2 separate regions of the Homo sapiens genome follow, and region 2 is linked to region 1. Evidence: chromatin loops called from intact Hi-C (ENCODE). Cell type or tissue: K562. All regions are shown on one strand. Links, peaks and the distances in the headings refer to the core of each region. The heading gives the core; the rest is flanking DNA.

Region 1 (8,862 bases), core at 2,043-6,042:
CTTGGTTAATTGGTTTTCTTTTTGAGCCATAATATAGGCCAGGAGTTGACAAACTATGGCCCACAGATCAAATCTGGCCCACCACCTATTAGCCCTCCAGCTAAGAATAGACTTATATTTTTAAAGCGTTTTTAAAATAAAATAAAAAGCAATATTCCCTGATATATGAAAATTTTGTGAAATTAATACTTCAGTATCCATAAATACAATGCTATTTTTTAAACACAGGCACCTTTGTTTGTTTATGTCTTGTCTATGGCTGCTTTCATGCTACAATGGCCAAGTAGTTTCAACTGAGGCCATAGGACCTACAAAGCCTAAAATATTAACTCTCTGGTTTTTTGCCAAAAACGTTTACCAGCCCCTGACATAGGATACAAATGGGTGACTCATATGCTCCAATTGAATATGAAGGAAAGAAAAGAGGTAAATTGCAAATAAAATAGGTTATACATTAATGCCAATGTATGCACTACTTTATTCACAGAAAACAGTTGTGAAGAAAATATGACGCCTGACCATGAATGATTCAGGACTAGGTGAAATTGTAAAAATTATTAAGATAATTAAGTTGTGGTAATTACTATAACTCCTTTCTTCATGTTATATGAAGAAATAATGAGTAAGTAAATAACTATGCTTTTTCATACTACAGTTACCGAGATTTTGAAAGGAAAGTTGCTCACATGACTTTTGGAAAGGAGAGATGAAATTAAAACACTTCATCATGATGCTGAAAATGCCAGGAAAGATTATATTTTTAGTTTCATGTTGTGTTACTCTAGTGAATAGCCAGAATCTAACACTTCAAGACCAAAATCTCACAAGTTTATATGTTGAAAATAAGATATAAATTTTCATCAGAAGACAAAATTGTGGCTCAAATTATTCCATTGCTGAGTGTTACTCTTTTTAAGCACCTAATATTTTTTCATTTTTCAGAGAATTAAATCAATGATATATTATTGTACAAACTTTAAGTACCCAACCCCACAAATGCGTAATCAGAACATGAAGAAATTTTCCAGAACTACATGAAACCTACAAGTTTAACCTCACGTGTCAAAGCAATCAACCTTATAGGTTCCTTTTTGTTTTTAGTTGGGGTCTCGCTCTGTCACCCAGGCTGGAATGCAGTAGCACAATCATACCTTCTGCAGCCTCGAACTCCTGGACTCAAGCAATCCTCCTGCCTCAGTGTCCCGAGTAGCTGGGACTACAGACATGCACCACCGGGCCCACCTAATTTTAAAATTTTGTTTAGAGAGATTTTTGTAAAGAGTATTTCTGTCTTGCCATGTTGCCCAGGCTGTTCTCGAATTCTTGGGCTAAGGCAATCCTCTTGTCTTGGCCTCCCAAAGTGCTGGGATTATAGGCATGAGCCACTGTGCCCAATCCAACTGTATAGGTTGCTTTGGTGGCTGTTGTTATTTTAATGTGATAACTCATCCACACCGTGTCCAAGAAAGTAACTAAAGCCATTTTCAGTGAGCAATCGCTCTTTAACTTCAGGTTCATTTTCAATACAAACATGGAAAACTGATTGTTATCAAATACTTGCTCCCATTCTCAGTAATGCACAAATGTAATGTTCTAGTTCAATTGAAATAATCATCAAGATAAAAACTGCCTGGATATGGAACCTCACTACTACCTTCATGAAAACTGCACATTGACTAGAAAAAAAGAAAAATTATTTCCAACCTAGAATTTTAAAGTCTTCCCAATTATCAATTAAGTGGGAGACTAGAAAAAAAAGACATTTTTAGAAATAGATTCTCAAAAACTTAATTCCTATTTATCCTTTCTTAGAATGCTACTGGAGAATACACTCCATAAAATAAGAGAAAAACCAAAGAGGAAAATAGGAGATCCAGGAACCAGGGAATCCAACACAGGAGGGAGACTAAGAGAACCCCCATTTACAGAATGAAGAAAAATCCCAAGGCTATGGTTACACGCCAGGGTAGAAGCCCACCAGTCCTGAAGGGGAAAGGTTAGAAAGTTTTGGAAGAAACTTCTTAAAGAGATGAAATTGATAGAGTATCTAATGTGTTTGAACATCATAATTGAAGATTTACACAATTAAGGGAGAGTTTGGGACTAAATTAAGTACATTAAAAAAAACAAGTATATTGACAAACAAGACACTTAAAAATTCCAAGGAAGATAAATATTGTGCTAGCAAAAAAAAAGTAACCACAAAATACTGCCTGGTTCATCAACAAACTGTTTACATGGTCATGATAATGTAAACACTGAACATTGCTCTCTTTTTTTTTTTTGAGACAGTCTCACTCTGTCTCCAAAGCTAGACTGTAGTTGCATGATCTCAGCTTACTGAAACCTCCGCCTCCTAGGGTCAAGTTATCCTTCCACCTCAGTCTTCCTAGCAGCTGGGACTACAGGTGCGTGCAATCACATCCAGTTACATTTTGTATTTTTTGTAGAGATGGGGTCTCATCATGTTGCCCAGGCTGGTTTCCAACTCCTGGGTTCAAGTGATCCTCCTGCCTCAGCATCCTAAAGTCCTGGGATTAGGCATGAGCCACCATGCCTGCCAGAACATTGTCCTTATTAAAGTTATATCTATACAGGAAAGATGTGGCAGGGGGATGCCGTGGGAGGGGAAGCTGGAGATAAAATTCAACTAAATCCTTTCGTAATAGAAAGTTAATAGTTAATGCCTAAAACAGTAATAGTGAGAAGTAGAAATACATACCTTTTATATAGATTTAAGTCAGTTACAACCACAAGAATCAATCAAGAGAGTTAAGAAGGGAAGTAGACAATGCTGGGGGTGAGCTGGGGGAGGCAAGGGACTGCTCTTTTTTACAAAAGTTTTGTGGAGGTATTTCTGTCCTTATATTATGTGTATGATTAATTCAATAAAAACAGAAAAGTATGTTTTAAATAGTTAATAGTTTTAAATAGTTACTTTTAATAGTAAAAGTATGTTTTAAAAGTACATTTTAAATAGTTTATATATAAATATTCATATATATATAAATATTCATATATATATAGAGAGAGAGAGAGAGAGAGAACTTATCTATCAATTAAAAAAACAACTTATTTAATTGAATACAAGGATGAGTCTAGGCAGGGCTGGGAGAGGGGCACCACCCACAGGAAGCACAAGTCCCTCCCCAACACCTCACCATATAATTTTTTAATGGATAGTGATGAGTATCAAACTGCTATGTTATTTAGATTCCTTCAGATATATGAAAAATGTACTATTTTATTTTAAAATGCCATATTAGTCAGGGTTCTCTAGAGGGACAGAACTAATAGGATAGATGTATATATAAAAGGAAGTTTATTAAGGAGTATTGACTCATATGATCACAAGGTACCACAATAGGCCATCTGCAAGCTGAAGAGCAAGGAAATCAGTCCAACTCCCGAAGCTGAAGAACTTGGAGTCCAATGTTCGAGAGAAGGAAGCATCCAGCACCACAGGAGAAAGATATAGGCTGGGAGGCTAAGCCAGTCTAGTCTTTCCATATACTTCTGCCTGCTTTATTCTGGCTGCTCCGACAGCTGATTAGATTGTGCCCACCCAGATTGAGGGTAGGTCTGCCTCTCCTAGTCCACTGACTCAAATATTAATCTCCTCTGGCACCACCCTTACAGACACAGCCAGGAACAACACTTTGCATCCTTCAAGCCAATCAAGTTAACACTCAATATTAACCATCACAAATTCCAATATTTAAAATGCACTAGAAATTATATCCTTTATTATAACATACAAAAATTATGTCTTATCTGGAAAAATTTTAGATATCAACTTAAACTGTTAAATTGGATTCATAATTTTTGAAATTATTTTAGGAAGTCTGAGACCAAGCATTTCATACCAAACACCTGTTAAAAGTAAACCCATCTGCGGCTCAGTTTAATAGGTGGACTCATACTCCCCTCTGGTGGTTAAGATGGTCAAAAACACATGAGATACAAATTTGGACCTGTGGCATTTTGGAAACACAGGAATTTCATTTCCTTTTGTTGCATTAAACAAATAGCAAGTTTTGCAAAATCTGGATATAGTAAAAGGATTTTGAAAACTAGGATTTGAGAACAAAATGGACCATAGAAAAACAACTTATCTGCTTTTAATAATTGTGATTTGGTGTGAACCAAGCAAGATTTTTGCTTTCCAGAGAGATCCAAACAATACAATGTCTGCATCATATTCAGAGACACGATGAAGACATTCAATTAACTGAATGCACCTACAGGTTCATTGTGTTCTCTGTGTAACTGTAGAGGTTTGCCTTTGTATAAGTGTCCCCATAACATCTTTTCTCCTTACCCATCACTGTCCCCAGGGTCTCCATGGTCTGACACTGTCAGTAACAAGAATGCACGTTACGGAGAAAGCATGGCTCAGTGGTATGAGTAGGGGATGATGAAATTTGAGAAAGACTATATATCTGAATTTTATCCCCGCCTATCACTAGCTGTGATCTTGGAAGAATTAACTTCTTTAGGCCAATTTCCACAACAATAAAATGGTTAAAATTCTAGCATGTGTGTTGCCTCTGCCACTGTGGTGTGCCCTCATGGACGCAGGCATCCCAGCACCCACTAGCACCCTGCTACAGCTGATGGAGCATACACCCCACAGCGCTGCTTCTGGCACATGCAAATGAGAATGAATCATGCTGCCACTGCACTATGAAATGCTTAGGCTGAGACCACCCATCAGAGTGCAGTGACCAGCAGTCTGGGAGCACCGTGGGCCCCCTCCCCCAGCACAGTGGATTTCTAACCTTGAGGAGCCAGAGAACAACATTGAGCCTCAATACAAGTCCCCCTCAGTTAAAGCATGCAGTCTAGGAGTTGAGAGCTGAGCATTACTCTCCTAAAATCTTCCAGAAATGAAGCCAATCAGCTGAATCCACCTTATATCACAATCAAACCCTCAAGATCATCGAATAGGATAAAAGGAAAAAAAAATCCAAAGGTTAGCAACTTAAAAGATTGAAGGAATATTCAACCACAAAGATGAGAAAGAACCATCGCAGGAATTCTGACAACTCAAAAGGCCAGAGTGCCTTCTTTCCTGTAAATGATCATACCACCTCTCCAGGAGGAGTTCTGAACCAGGCTGAGATGGCTAAAATGACAGAAATAGAATTCAGAATATGGATAAAAACAAAGATCATTGAGCTGCAGGAGTACATTGAAACCCAATCCAAGAAAGCTAAGAATCACAGTAAAACAATACAGGAGCTGACAAACAAAATAGCCAGTATATAAAAGAATATTACTAACCTGATAGAGTTAAAAAACACACTACAAGAATTTTATAATGCAATCACAAGTATTAATAGTAGAATAGACCAAGGAAGAATCTCAGAGCTTGAAGACTATCTTTCTGAAATAAGACAGGCAGACAAGAATAGAGAAAAAAGAATGAAAAGAAAATAACAAAACCTTTGAGAAATATGGGACTGTGTTAAGAGAACAAATCTATGAATGACAGGTATACCTGAAAGAGATGGGGAGAATGGAACCAATTTGAAAAACATACATCAGGACACTATCCATGAAAACTTTCCCAGCCCAGCCAGAAAGGCCAACATTCAAATTCAGGAAATGCAGAAAACTCCAGTAAGATAATTCACAAGAAGGTCGTCCCCAAGATACATAACCATCAGATTTTCCAAGGTTGAAATGAAAGAAAAAATGTTAAAGGCAGCTAGGAAGAAAGGTTAGGTCACCTACAAAGGGAACCCCATCATACTAACAGAGGACCTCTCAGTAGAAACTCTATAAGCCAGAAGAGATTGGAAGCCAATATTCAGCATTCTTAAAGAAAAGAAATTTCAACCCAAAATTTCATATTCAGCCAAAGTAAGTTTCATAAGCAGAGGAGAAATAAGATTGCTTTCAGACAAGCAAATGCTGAGGGAATTTGTTACCACCAGACCTGCCTTACAAGAGCTCCTGAAGGAAACACTAAATATGGAAAGAAAAGATCATTATCAGCTACTACAAAAACACACATAGTGTGTTATAGGCCACTGACACTATAAAACAACCACATAAACAAGTCTACAAAATAACCAGCTAACATCATGATGATGGGATCAAATCCACACATATCAATACTAAACCTGAATGTAAATGAGCTAAATGCCCCAATGAAAAGGCACAGAGTGCAATCTGGATTAAAAAAAAAAACAAAAACCATTGGTATGCTGTCTTCAAGGACTCATCTCGCATGCAATGACACCTATAGGCTCAAAATAAAGCAATGGAGAAAAATCTACCAAAAAAATGAAAAACAGAAGCAAGTAGGAGTTGCAATCCTAATTGCTGACAAAACAGACTTTAAACCAACAAAGATCAAAAAAGACAAAGAAGGGCATTACATAATGGTAAGTGATGAATTCAACAAGAAGACCTGTCTATCCTAAATATATATACACCCAACATAGGAACACCCAGATTCATAAAGCAAGTTTTTAGAGATCTCCAAAGAGATTTAGACTCTCAAACGATAACAGTGGGAGACTTTAACATCCTACTGACAATGTTAGTCAGATCATTGAGGCAGAAAATTAGCAAAGATATTCAGGACCTGAACTCAGCACTGGATCAAATGGACCTGATAGATACCTACAGAGCTCTCCACCCAAAAGCAACAAAATATACATTCGTCTCACCACCACATGGAACATACTCTAAAACTGATTATATAATCAAATACAAAACTTTGCTCAGCAAATGCAAAAGAATTGATATTACAACAACCACTCTCTCAGACCACAGCACAATCAAATTAGACGTCAAGACTAAGAAATTCACTCAAAACCATATAACTACATGGAAATTAAATAACCTGCTCCTAAATGACTTTTGGGTAAATAATGAAACTAAGGCAGAACTCAAGAAGTGATTTGAAATGAATGAAAACAAAGACACAATGTACCAGAATCCCTGGGACACAGCTAAGGCAGTGTTAAGATGGAAATGTATAGCACTAAGTGCCCACATCAAAAATTAGGAAGATCTCAATTTAACAACCTAACATCCCAACTAAAAGAAATAGAGAACCAAGAGCAAACAAATCCCAATGCTAACAGAATATAAGAAATAACAAAATCAGAGCTGAACTAAAGGAAATAGAGACACCAAAAACCATTCAACAGACCAACAAATCCAGGAGCTGGTCTTCTGAAAAAAATAATAAAATATACCACTAGCTAGACTAATAAAGAAGAAATGAGAGAAAATTCAAATAAACACAATCAGAATGATAAAGGGATATTACCACTGGACCCCACAGAAATACAAATAACCATCAGAGAATATTATGAACACCTCTATGCACATAAACTAGAAAATCTGGAAGAAATTGATAAATTCCTGGACATATACACCCTCCCAAGACTGAATCAGGAAGAACTTGAATCCCTGAACAGAAAACCAAATACTGCATGTTCTAATTTGTAAGTGGAGGCTAAATGATGAGGACACATGGACATATAGAGGAGAACAACAGAAACTGGGGCCTAGCAGAGGGTGGAGGGTGGGAGGAGGGAGAGGATCAGGAAAAATAACTAATGGGTACTAAGCTTAATACCTGGGTGATGAAATAATCTGTACAACAAACCCCCATGACACAAGTTTACCTATGTAAGAAACCTGCACATGTACCCCTGAACTTAAAATAAATGTTTTTTAAAAATAAAATAAACTAATAAGTAATTTAAAAATTCTAGCCTTGGCCAGGCATGGTGGCTCATGCCTCTAATCCCAGCACTTTGAGAGGCCGAGGTGGGTGAATCACGAGGTCAGGAGATTGAGACCATCCTGGCTAACACAGTGAAACCCCATCTCTACTAATAATACAAAAAATTAGCTGTAGTCCCAGCTACTTGGGAGGCTGAGGCAGGAGTATGGCGTGAACCCAGGAGGCAGAGCTTCCAGTGAGCCGAGATTGCGCCCCTGCACTCCAGCCTGGGTGACAGAACGAGACTCCATCTCAAAAAAAAAAAAAAAAAAAAAAAATTCTAGCCTTACAGTTGCCTTGTAAAATTAAAAAAGCACATAAGTAAGATGCTCAATAATAGCAACCAATTGTCGTTATTGCTACTTTATATGTTTGAAAGATAAGTAGCTCTGTCCATTTAGAGGATACAGAATATAATCTTAAGGAGTCTCTTTTAGTAGCTTAGTCATTTCTACTTATTTGGTCACGATAGTGCCATCTTCCTAAGGGTTTTCTTTCCCATTTTCTGACATAAATATTTCCATTGAACTTCCTCCCTTCTCCTTTTCTCAGGTAATGAGCTGGGTTGGTATTGGGAAAAAATATCCAGCCCCTAAAACAACCAGACTTTGAGCAATCATACCCATATGATTGCTCCTCCCTGACTGCTCTGACACTTGACCCCTGTAACTTTTATCAAAGGCTTCATCCTTGCAATTATCTGCTCTTCTGTGTGTTCCTTAAATAACTAAAATCAGAACTATCTACTGTCATTTTTCCCTCTCTACTGGATCATTTTCATCCCCCGAAAATATCCTCAAGTATCTGCTTCTCTTGAAAACAATCCCCACCCCCACCTCATTCCTCGAAATCCTTCTTAACTTCACATGATCTTGAAGCTAATGACCTATTTCTCTGTTTCTCCTCACCATTAAACTTCTTGGGGCGGGGTCCAGTGGCTCACACCTGTAATCTCAATACTTTGGAAGGCTGAGGTGGGAAGACCGCTTGAGGCCAGGGGTTCCAGATCAGCCTGGGCAACATAGTAAGACTCCTGTCTCTATTGAAAATAAATGTGTTTTTAAATTTATTGAAAATGTTGTCTAAATTAAATTTCTTGGAAGAGTTGC
Region 2 (8,862 bases), core at 2,997-6,996, 230 kb after region 1:
TAGAGATGACCTCCTTTCCAAGATTAGTGAACTTTAAAGACTGTGTAGAGAACTTAGGTTTTCTAAGAAGGGGTTTTTTTTTTTCTTCAGACCTCTTTTATATGTAAAATGTCTTAGGGAAGTCATTTAGGCAATCATCTGGTACAAAATATCAATGTTTTTGACATTTTTTTCCTCAGTAACTCTTGAGAGAGTTTTAGATGTGTAACCTGCTAGAAAAACAGATGTCTTTAGAAAATCTGTTTTTTTTCAAGAATGATTTATATCTGCGGATAGAAGAAAAATAAAGGTTATTTGTCTAACTTACTTCAAACTCTAAGTTGTGGTTTGTGGAAGTTAGACTATTTTACCATGTATCCTACAGCTTTGACTGTTTTGAGTCATTTATTGTACTGCCAGTATTAAAGTAAAAAGATGAATCAATTAATAAGAAAAATTTTTAAAGTTGTAAATTTTCAGAGTTGTGAGTTTTTGAAAAAACATGCAAATAAATCTTATTAGTTTTTTCTTTTGTTATTAAGTCATGATTCAATTACTCTTTGAAAACAATAATCATTTTTCCTTTATATTTCATTTACATTGTGTGCCCAATTATTTTTCATTATTGGTTAGACTTAACATAGTCTTTTGAAAGGAGAATAGATATTTCTCACTGTCCTTCCAGACTTATATTTTAATACATTTATGACTAAAATTAATCTTGTCCACACATTGGTGAGTTAATTCTCTTGATCTGCATGGCAGAAGGATAAGCACAAATTTGTCTGTTTCAAACTACTAAAAGCAGCTATAAAAAGCTACTAAAAGCAGCGTTTATTGAATGATCTGGATTCCGTAGTATACAATCAGAAAATAGCTTTATTTTTCCACCACTATATATCACACCTGAGTTTTGGACTTCCCCTTTCCCACTATTTGACAGCGTTTTTTAAACAGATCTCTTAGTTTGTCAGTCATTAACAGTGTTTATTTATTTACTTTTTTTTTTTTTTTTGAGATGGAGTCTTGCTCTATTGCCCAGGCTGGAGTCCAATGGTGGGATCTCGACACACTGCAACGTCTGCCTCCCGGGTTCAAAGTGATTCTCCTGCCTCAGCCTCCTGAGTAGCTGGGACTACAGGCATGCGCCACCATGCCCAGCTAATTTTTTGTATTTTTAGTAGAGACGCAGTTTCACCATGCTGGCCAGGCTGGTCTCACACTCCCGACGTCAGGTGATCCACCCCCTTTAGCCTCCCCAAGTGGTGGGATTACAGGCGTAAGCCACTGCGCCCAGCCAACAAGTGTTTAAAAGTCCATTCTAAGCCAGCATTCTAATCTTGCCTTCACTTTAAAGTTTTTTCACTTTAGGCTCGGCATGGACTCTGTTGTTTTTTTTTTGTTGTTGTTGTTGAGATGGAGTCTCGCTCTATCGCCCAGGCTGGAGTGCAGTGGTGTGATCTCACTCACTGCAACCTCCACCTCCCGGGTTCACACCGTTCTCCTGCCTCAGCCTCCAGCTGGACCCTGTTTTAGGAATTAGTGATGTAGGTGGAGACGGCGGAGGTGTTAACTCTTCTTTCTATCTCCTTAGTTCCAGCTCACTATGCTGTTCCTGGCTCTTCCAGCGTCCAGGTCGGGGGCAGGGGTGTGAAGAGAGGTAAAGGGGTTAAAAAGGAGGCAGTTAAACGGGGTTAAGATCATGAACTCTGGAGTGAGAGACGTGGGGTTGGAGGCCCTACCACCCACTAGCTTGGTCACCTTGGTTATGTGTCTCCACAGTGTCCCTTCCTCACAATACCAATAATGACTTTCAAAATAATGACTTACGGTTCTGACGATCATATAATTGATTTATGTAAAGCACTTACTCAGTAATTGTTAGGTGTTACTGGATATTTTTATGGGAGTAGTTATTACTGGGTATTATTCTTTTTTTTTTCTGGGGCTTTCTTTTCTTTCTTTCTTTCTTTCTTTCTTTCTTTCTTTCTTTCTTTCTTTCTTTTTCTTTCTTTCTCTCTCTCTCTCTCATCTCTCTCTCTCCCTCCCTCCCTGCCTCCCTTCCTTCCTTTTTTTTTTTTTTTTTTTGAGACGAACTCTTGCACTGTCGCCTAGGCTGGAGTGCAGTGGCACAATCTCGGCTCACTGCAACCTCTGCCTCTTGGATTCAAGCGATTCTTCTGCCTCAACCTCCCGAGTAGCTGGTATTATGGGCATGTGCCACCATGCCTGGCTAATTTTTTGTATTTTTAGTAGAGATGGGGCTTCACCATGTTGGCCAGGCTGGTCTCGAACTCCTGACCTCAAGTGACCCACCTGCCTCGGCCTCCCAAAGTGCTGGGATTACAGGCATGAGCCACTGTGTCTAGCCTGGGGCTGTTTTACCAATGCCGATTACTCTTTACCTTGGCAGGTGTCCATCACTAGTTCTCTTGTGGGATGATTTTGTGTGTTCTCTGCCTTCCTCTCCACCCACAGGGATCTTTGCACTGTAGTTTCCTGGTGTTTGTAATGCTCTTACTGGCTGATGCTTTCCAATCTCCCTACCTCAGTTCTTACTCTGCTAGACTCATGCAGTTTTCTTCCCAGAGCAGGCAGAATGATGGAAAATGGGAAAATTCGTGCATCTAGGGCCAGCTAAACGCTGGAGGTGTAGGCCATTTTGCCTGTCAGTCTCTGTCCTTGCCCTACCATTATGGGCTGTTCCAGCGGTCTCTTGCTTACAGATTCCTTTAGAGTCCCAGTCTGTCTCTTCATGCGTGGAGAAATAACTGAGACATGTCAGAGCTTCCCCAAATACTCTCATCAATTTGCCTACATAGTTTTGCCACTCAGCAAACTTCCACCTAAGGAGTGAACTATCTCTTGGAGAAAACTTTCATCTCTGAGTGGTCCTCTTAGGGTCCCCTTTCCTTGGCTTGCTTTTAGGGAAACACACCCCTGTCCTCTCGTGTAGGTGAAGGGAGACACCATGGTATTCTCTTCCTTGATTCATTTCAAAGACTCCCCCTCTTCAATGAATCTCTAACCTTCTTCTAAGTAGTCACTGTTTACATTTGCAAGGTTATATTTTATTAGACAAGAGGTATACCAAAGGAATAATTTACAAGTAATTTGTGGATTGTAATTGTTGTGTGGCAATATGGATTTCTGATTCCCCTCCCCTCATCTCCCCACCACATGTCTCATGTGAAGACTGACTCCTGTTGAGAGCAAGTAAACAGAGCTGTGGCGAATTTGACTCAAAAAGGAGACAGATATTCTTCAGTACAATAAAGTGCAAACGATATACTAATATGTGTTGATTTTGATAGTATGAAGAAGCTAATGGCCCTATACCGAAAAGGTAAAAGACTGACCTAAATGAAGATTTTTTTCTCTTCTCTCTTCTGCCTTCAGCAACTGAAAATCTCTGCAACAACTTGGCAATGGAATGTGAAGGAGCTGAACAAGGAAGGACCAGATGACTGACTCATGGGGTTTGGTTGAAGGAGATGAGGGCAAGGAGAAAAGGGATATGAAGAGGGTTGTAGAGGTTGTGGGAGGAAGGAGATAGAAAAGGCCTTTGGCAAAGATATTTTTCTGCCTACATTTATGTTGGCCATATGGGGATGCCATAAATATCTTGAACACTGGAGGAGCTAGGTGTGGCACCAGACATCAAGATGGCCCTCAAGAATTCTAGCCTCCTGGTATTCATGTTCTTATATAGTCTCCTCCAACACTGAAAAGGGCTGACCTGTGTAACTAATAGGATATTGTGGAAATGATGGAGTTTGTCTTCTGAGGCTAGATCATGAAAGACATGTGGTCCTTGGACCACTTAATCATGAAGAAGACAGCTGCCATGTTGTGAGGACTCTCAAGCAGCTCTGTGGAGAGGTCCATAGGTAAGGAACTGAGAACCCCCTCCAAGTGAGCAATCTTGGAGGTATATCCTTTCCTCTCAGTCAAGCCTTCAGATGACTACAGCCTGGGCTGGTATCTTGACTGCAACCTTATGAGAAACCCTGAGCCAACACCAGCTAAGATTCTCCTGAATTCCTCACCCTAAGAAACTGAGATAATAAATCTGTGTTGGTTTAAGCCACGTGTATTGAGATAACTAATTATGTGGCAATAGAAAACTAATACACTAAGAGATGAATTAAATAGAGAATCCACTCCAAGATTCCACTGTTCTGTGGATTATATAGAGGTTGAACATGTTGCTCCAATCTAAGCTATTTGTTTATTCTTTTAAATTCTGTGTGTCTGCTTGACTGGCCCACAAGACTCTAGGATTATCAAGTATACTACCCTACCCTTCCATAATAAAAGGTGTAGGCTGGGTGAGGTGGCTTATGCTGGTAATCCCAGTGCTTTGGAAGGCTGAGGTGGGAGGATCACTTGAGGCCACGAGTTCAAGATCAGCCTGGGCAACATAGTGAGGCCAGGAGATCAAGACCAGCCTGGGTGACGGAGTCAGACTCTGTCTCTAGAAGTAAGCAAATAGGTAGTTAAATAAATAAATAAAATAAAGGGTGTGGTGTTTGGGTTACAATTTTAAATGCTGAAATTTAAGAAATTAAGAAATATACAATGAAATGATATAACTCATTAACAGTTATTATTTGCATATAAAAGTAAATACAGTTGTGAGAGACTGAATACTATGAATAAAATCACATGGTGTGCACCTGTCACAGTCATCAGTTTCACATGTTCCTGCTGAAAATAGTTGAACTCTTAGTTCCTCAATACCATTGACCTTTTCTTTTTTGAAAAAAAAAAAAAATAAATCTATTTCTACTGTAATTTGCTATCACATATTGTGTCCTTCCCCTTTTAAAAACAATGTTATTTCTGTCTCTTTTTATAATAGAATATTCTAAAATCTTCTGTTTGTATTCTACATTGCAGCTTCATTTCAAATCCAAATCCTTACAATTGGCATTGCTTAGCAAATTAACAATGATATACTTCGGTAGATATCTTGTTATGCTTTCTATTGTTTTATGTAACAATTTGGCAATTGCATAAATAGACATGTATCAATGATTCTAATAATTGAAATGGCATTTCCAGTTCCCCTTTAAGTGGAGGAAAACCTATTAAAATTAATTCATTTTAAAAAACCCCACTGTCGCAAGGCAATTTCAATAGAAAGATACCACTATCTCCCTTGCTCAGAGGTTGCTATTTACATATTTAACATCCTGAATCTCTAAAGGGAGTTCAATACGATGTAAGCATTAGCATAAGGCAAGCATGTGAACCAGATACATCTACCTATCGCTTTTTATTTGGTGTTTTTCCTCCTTTGACTTTGTCATCAAACTCAGAAACCGTCGGCTTCTGGCGCCCTCTTGTGGACAAATGCTCCTAGTGTTTTTGGCAGCTCCCTTGTTTAGGGAAGTTTGAAAAAACGAATAATTTTCCTATTTGTTTATGCAAAATAATTTGAATTTCTGAAATAGTGTGACAATTTTTGCTCAGTTACAGAATTGAACTGAGAGAAATTTCTATTAAAGCAAACATAAGACAAAAAAAAAAACCTCCCGATAAAGCAATGAAATTCCTACTACATTTTTTGTTAGATGGATTGTTGGTTCTAACTTATATTGATAATAATTAATTGCAAGAATATCAATCATCTCTGCTTCCTTCCTTCTCAATTTAGGACTTGACTAAAGGGGAGGCTTCCATTCAGCATTTATTTTCCCAGCTCCAGGGTCAAGACCCACCGTGGTCACTGGAGTCCTGGCAGTCTGCCACTGCAGGATGGGTCCTCCAGCACAATTCCATAACTCATCCGACTGCCATTCCTTTCCTAGCATCTCCTACAACAGTGTTCTCCTTTGGCCCATCCTCCTCATCCTGTCCTCCACTGACACGTTAATTTTCCTTCTTGTGGTCGGGAAAGATTAATTGAGCATCATTGAGCATTTACGATGAGCTGGAGTCTGAGTAACAGTAGAGGGATTAGCACAGTGCTAATGTGATAATAGGGCTTAATGAGTCAGGGTATAACCCATGCCCAGACCACACAAAGCTAGGAAAAAAAATTAGGCTCATAGCAGTGGTCATGTAAATTATTTCTTTGACTGTATACCTGCCTTTGTGGGAGCTCCAGCCACTTCCAGGTGTCCCTATCTCAACTATTTCTGGGAGTTCCTGTAAATTCCCATAGGTGTTCAAATAGTTTTCTCGGCCACCACACAAACACTTTCCTTTCTTTAGCTGGACCCTAGGAGATGCAGGCTGCCACGTGTTGCTTGTTTGTGTATATGTAGGTGTCTCCTGAATCTGTTGCCATGAGGTGGCTGCTCCTGCCTTGTTGAGGCCAGCTGAGGTCACTGGGGCAATGCTCTGTGTGGAGAGGTCTTGGTCACTGCTGATGTGCTGGTGCTCTAGGTATGCCAAGGTTCACCAAGTTTTTTGACTTCTTAGATCTGTATTGGCCAAATGGGAAAAAATCCCACTCTTGTTCTATAGTTTTTCAAAGTTCAAAAGCAATGCTGATTTGTGTGCCCAGTAGCTCTCTGACCTTTGAGCTAGGCAGCTGTCTTATATTTCTGTCAAAGGCTCTTCCCCTCGGGTTCCCAGAGAGATAGAAGGAAGAGAGAGCCTATGAGGAAGAGGGGAAGTCACAGAACAAGATGAGACACACTCGCTTTATATCACTCCTTGCAGTCTTTACCCAGGGCATTTTTATTAGATGAAACAGTAAGTTTCACTTCTTTTTCTTTGCTCTGAGGCTGTTTTTAATTTTCTCAAACTGATTCCTTGTGGCTCTGATTCATCCATTCTTCAGAAATGCTCAGGCATGTCTGCATCTAGGAAGAATGCAACTTAGGCTTGTGTAGGATTCTCTCCATATTAGTTAATGGTGACAAAGGTGATAGTGGACAGTGGTGACCAGGTTACAAGGAGGGAAGGAACATCTTTAGAGGAAAAATATTGGCAGCCCTCATATTTCTAAAATATTCCAGAAATTGCTCTTTAGGGGAGGAGCACATCCATGAAAACTTTCAGTATAGTTTCAAAAGTGCTTGAATGTATCATGACAGCATAATACTAAAAATCTCACACTATTCTGTTTTATAAAGTACTCTCACTTTGTGATGTGTTCAGCAAACATGTCAAATTGTTATTAAGCTCATTGTTTACAAATACGAAAGTTATAAGAGACCTAATGGTCAAACAAATGTGTATATAAGTAAGTAGGCATTACCTAAAGGCATTATCTATTATTAGAATCATTGGTACATATCCTTTTATGCAATTGCCAAATTGCCAAATTATTATATAAAACAATAGAAAGCATAACAAGGTATGCTAATTTGACTGATTAGCTAGAAATTTGCATAAAGACATTTTTGTTTCTTCTATTTTGCAAGGTAATTATATTAAAATGCTCCCACCTCCCCATCTCTGCTTCTCACATTTTATGGCCCAATAATATAAAAATAGATTCTCCTGATTGCTAAGTGGAGGCAGCCTATTTAGTTTTGAACTCAGATGCCCCAACTTTCTTGGTGAATTGCCTAGGACGAGTTCTCTCAATAGTCTGAGCCTCAATTTCCTGATGTTATGACATTGGATAAATAACACTAGTGGTACCTACCTTATAGGTGGCAAGGCTTAACTGAGATCATCAATAAAACCAAGGACAGTTACTAAGGCAAAATAAAACTTTTCTCTCCACATAAAAGTAAGTTTTTGTATGTCAGTTATTCCTCGGTAAAGCTGTTAACTAAAGTGAGAGACATTTTTGAAATGAAAATTGTCATACTAGAAGAAAATGTTAAGTTCCACTCCTGAAAAATCTGAGCTTTCTTTCAAAGAAAGGTAAAGTTCTGAGAAAGACAGACAGGAGGGCTGTGCTTCCTGCTGCACACTATGGAATGAGTATCTGGGGACGACATGAGTGGCGACCATAAAGTGTCCCTTCTGATGAGTTTGAATCATCACTTTATTCTTTTACTTAAGCCAGCACTGACCAATACAGTAGCCACTGGCCACACGCGGCTATTGAGCCCTTGAAATGTGGCTAAGCTGAATTGAAATGTAGTGTCAGTATAAAATGCACATCAGATTTTGAAGACTTTAAATTAAAAAAGAATGTGAAATAGTTTATTAAAAGTTTAAAAATATTGATTACATGTTAAATTGGTAATATTTTATATACCTATTTTTAAAAAGGAATATGTTATGAGCTATTTTTGCCTGTTTCTTTTGACTTTTTACCTTGTGGCTGCCAGAAAACTTAAAATTATATATGTATTTTGAATTAGATTTTTATCAAACAGTGCTATGAGCTAAATACATTTTCACCTTTTCTTGATGACCCGAAGATACACAGAAACGGCAAACCTTCTGGAAGACTGGATTCAGACCTTATGACTTTAAATCTGGATACCATCAATAAATAGCTGTATGATCATGGACAGACATGTTAATGTCAGAATCTCAGGATTTTTTATTTTTTATTTTTTCCAGAAGCAGAGGGGTGATATTATTATGTGAGTCCACAAATAGAGTTGTGCAAGAAATACAGGTTTATTTTTCCGTAACTGGAGTTAGTTTCTGTTATGAATGTCTAATTTATCTATTAAGGAAAACAGTCTCAGTTAATTCAGGTTCATTTAGCTCATATACACAAAATCTTTCCTTTTCCTTGAATAGCCGTAAGGTAAGGAGGCAAAGAGTATTTGATCCTGGGTGTCATCATCTATCTCTCCTGGGGACATTCTCTTGACTGCCCGGGGCTTAGTCATCATGACTGCTGTTTCTTTCTCATCCCCACTGCAAGGCCTCATTAGGAATCCTAGTTTTCTTTTCCGTAACAGATCCAATGTAGGATTTATGGAAAATAGTCCTCAAGTTACAGAACATACT

Evidence for each region. Peaks named below come from ENCODE experiments on the same cell type or tissue, not always from the same donor. Only the 100,000 strongest peaks of a DNase experiment are listed, where the experiment ranks them.
Region 2: it touches region 1 in a loop (2.8-fold over the local background); 3 of 110 quality-filtered maps call a loop at or near these places.

Annotation. Positions count from the first base shown.
Region 1 is chr5:98,823,429-98,832,290 of GRCh38, forward strand. No RefSeq gene overlaps it. Among named protein-coding and RNA genes, the nearest start is that of RGMB, 54 kb to the left of the region's middle. In K562, for the core only: a CTCF peak has its summit at 3,934 (motif pointing left); a DNase peak (open chromatin) is centred at 3,933.
Region 2 is chr5:99,055,211-99,064,072 of GRCh38, forward strand. It overlaps LOC107986436 (a long non-coding RNA gene), which reads left to right. Exons shown (of 2, transcript XR_001742822.1): 2 at 3,379-4,776. Among named protein-coding and RNA genes, the nearest start is that of CHD1, 130 kb to the left of the region's middle. In K562, for the core only: a CTCF peak has its summit at 5,326 (motif pointing left); a DNase peak (open chromatin) is centred at 5,321.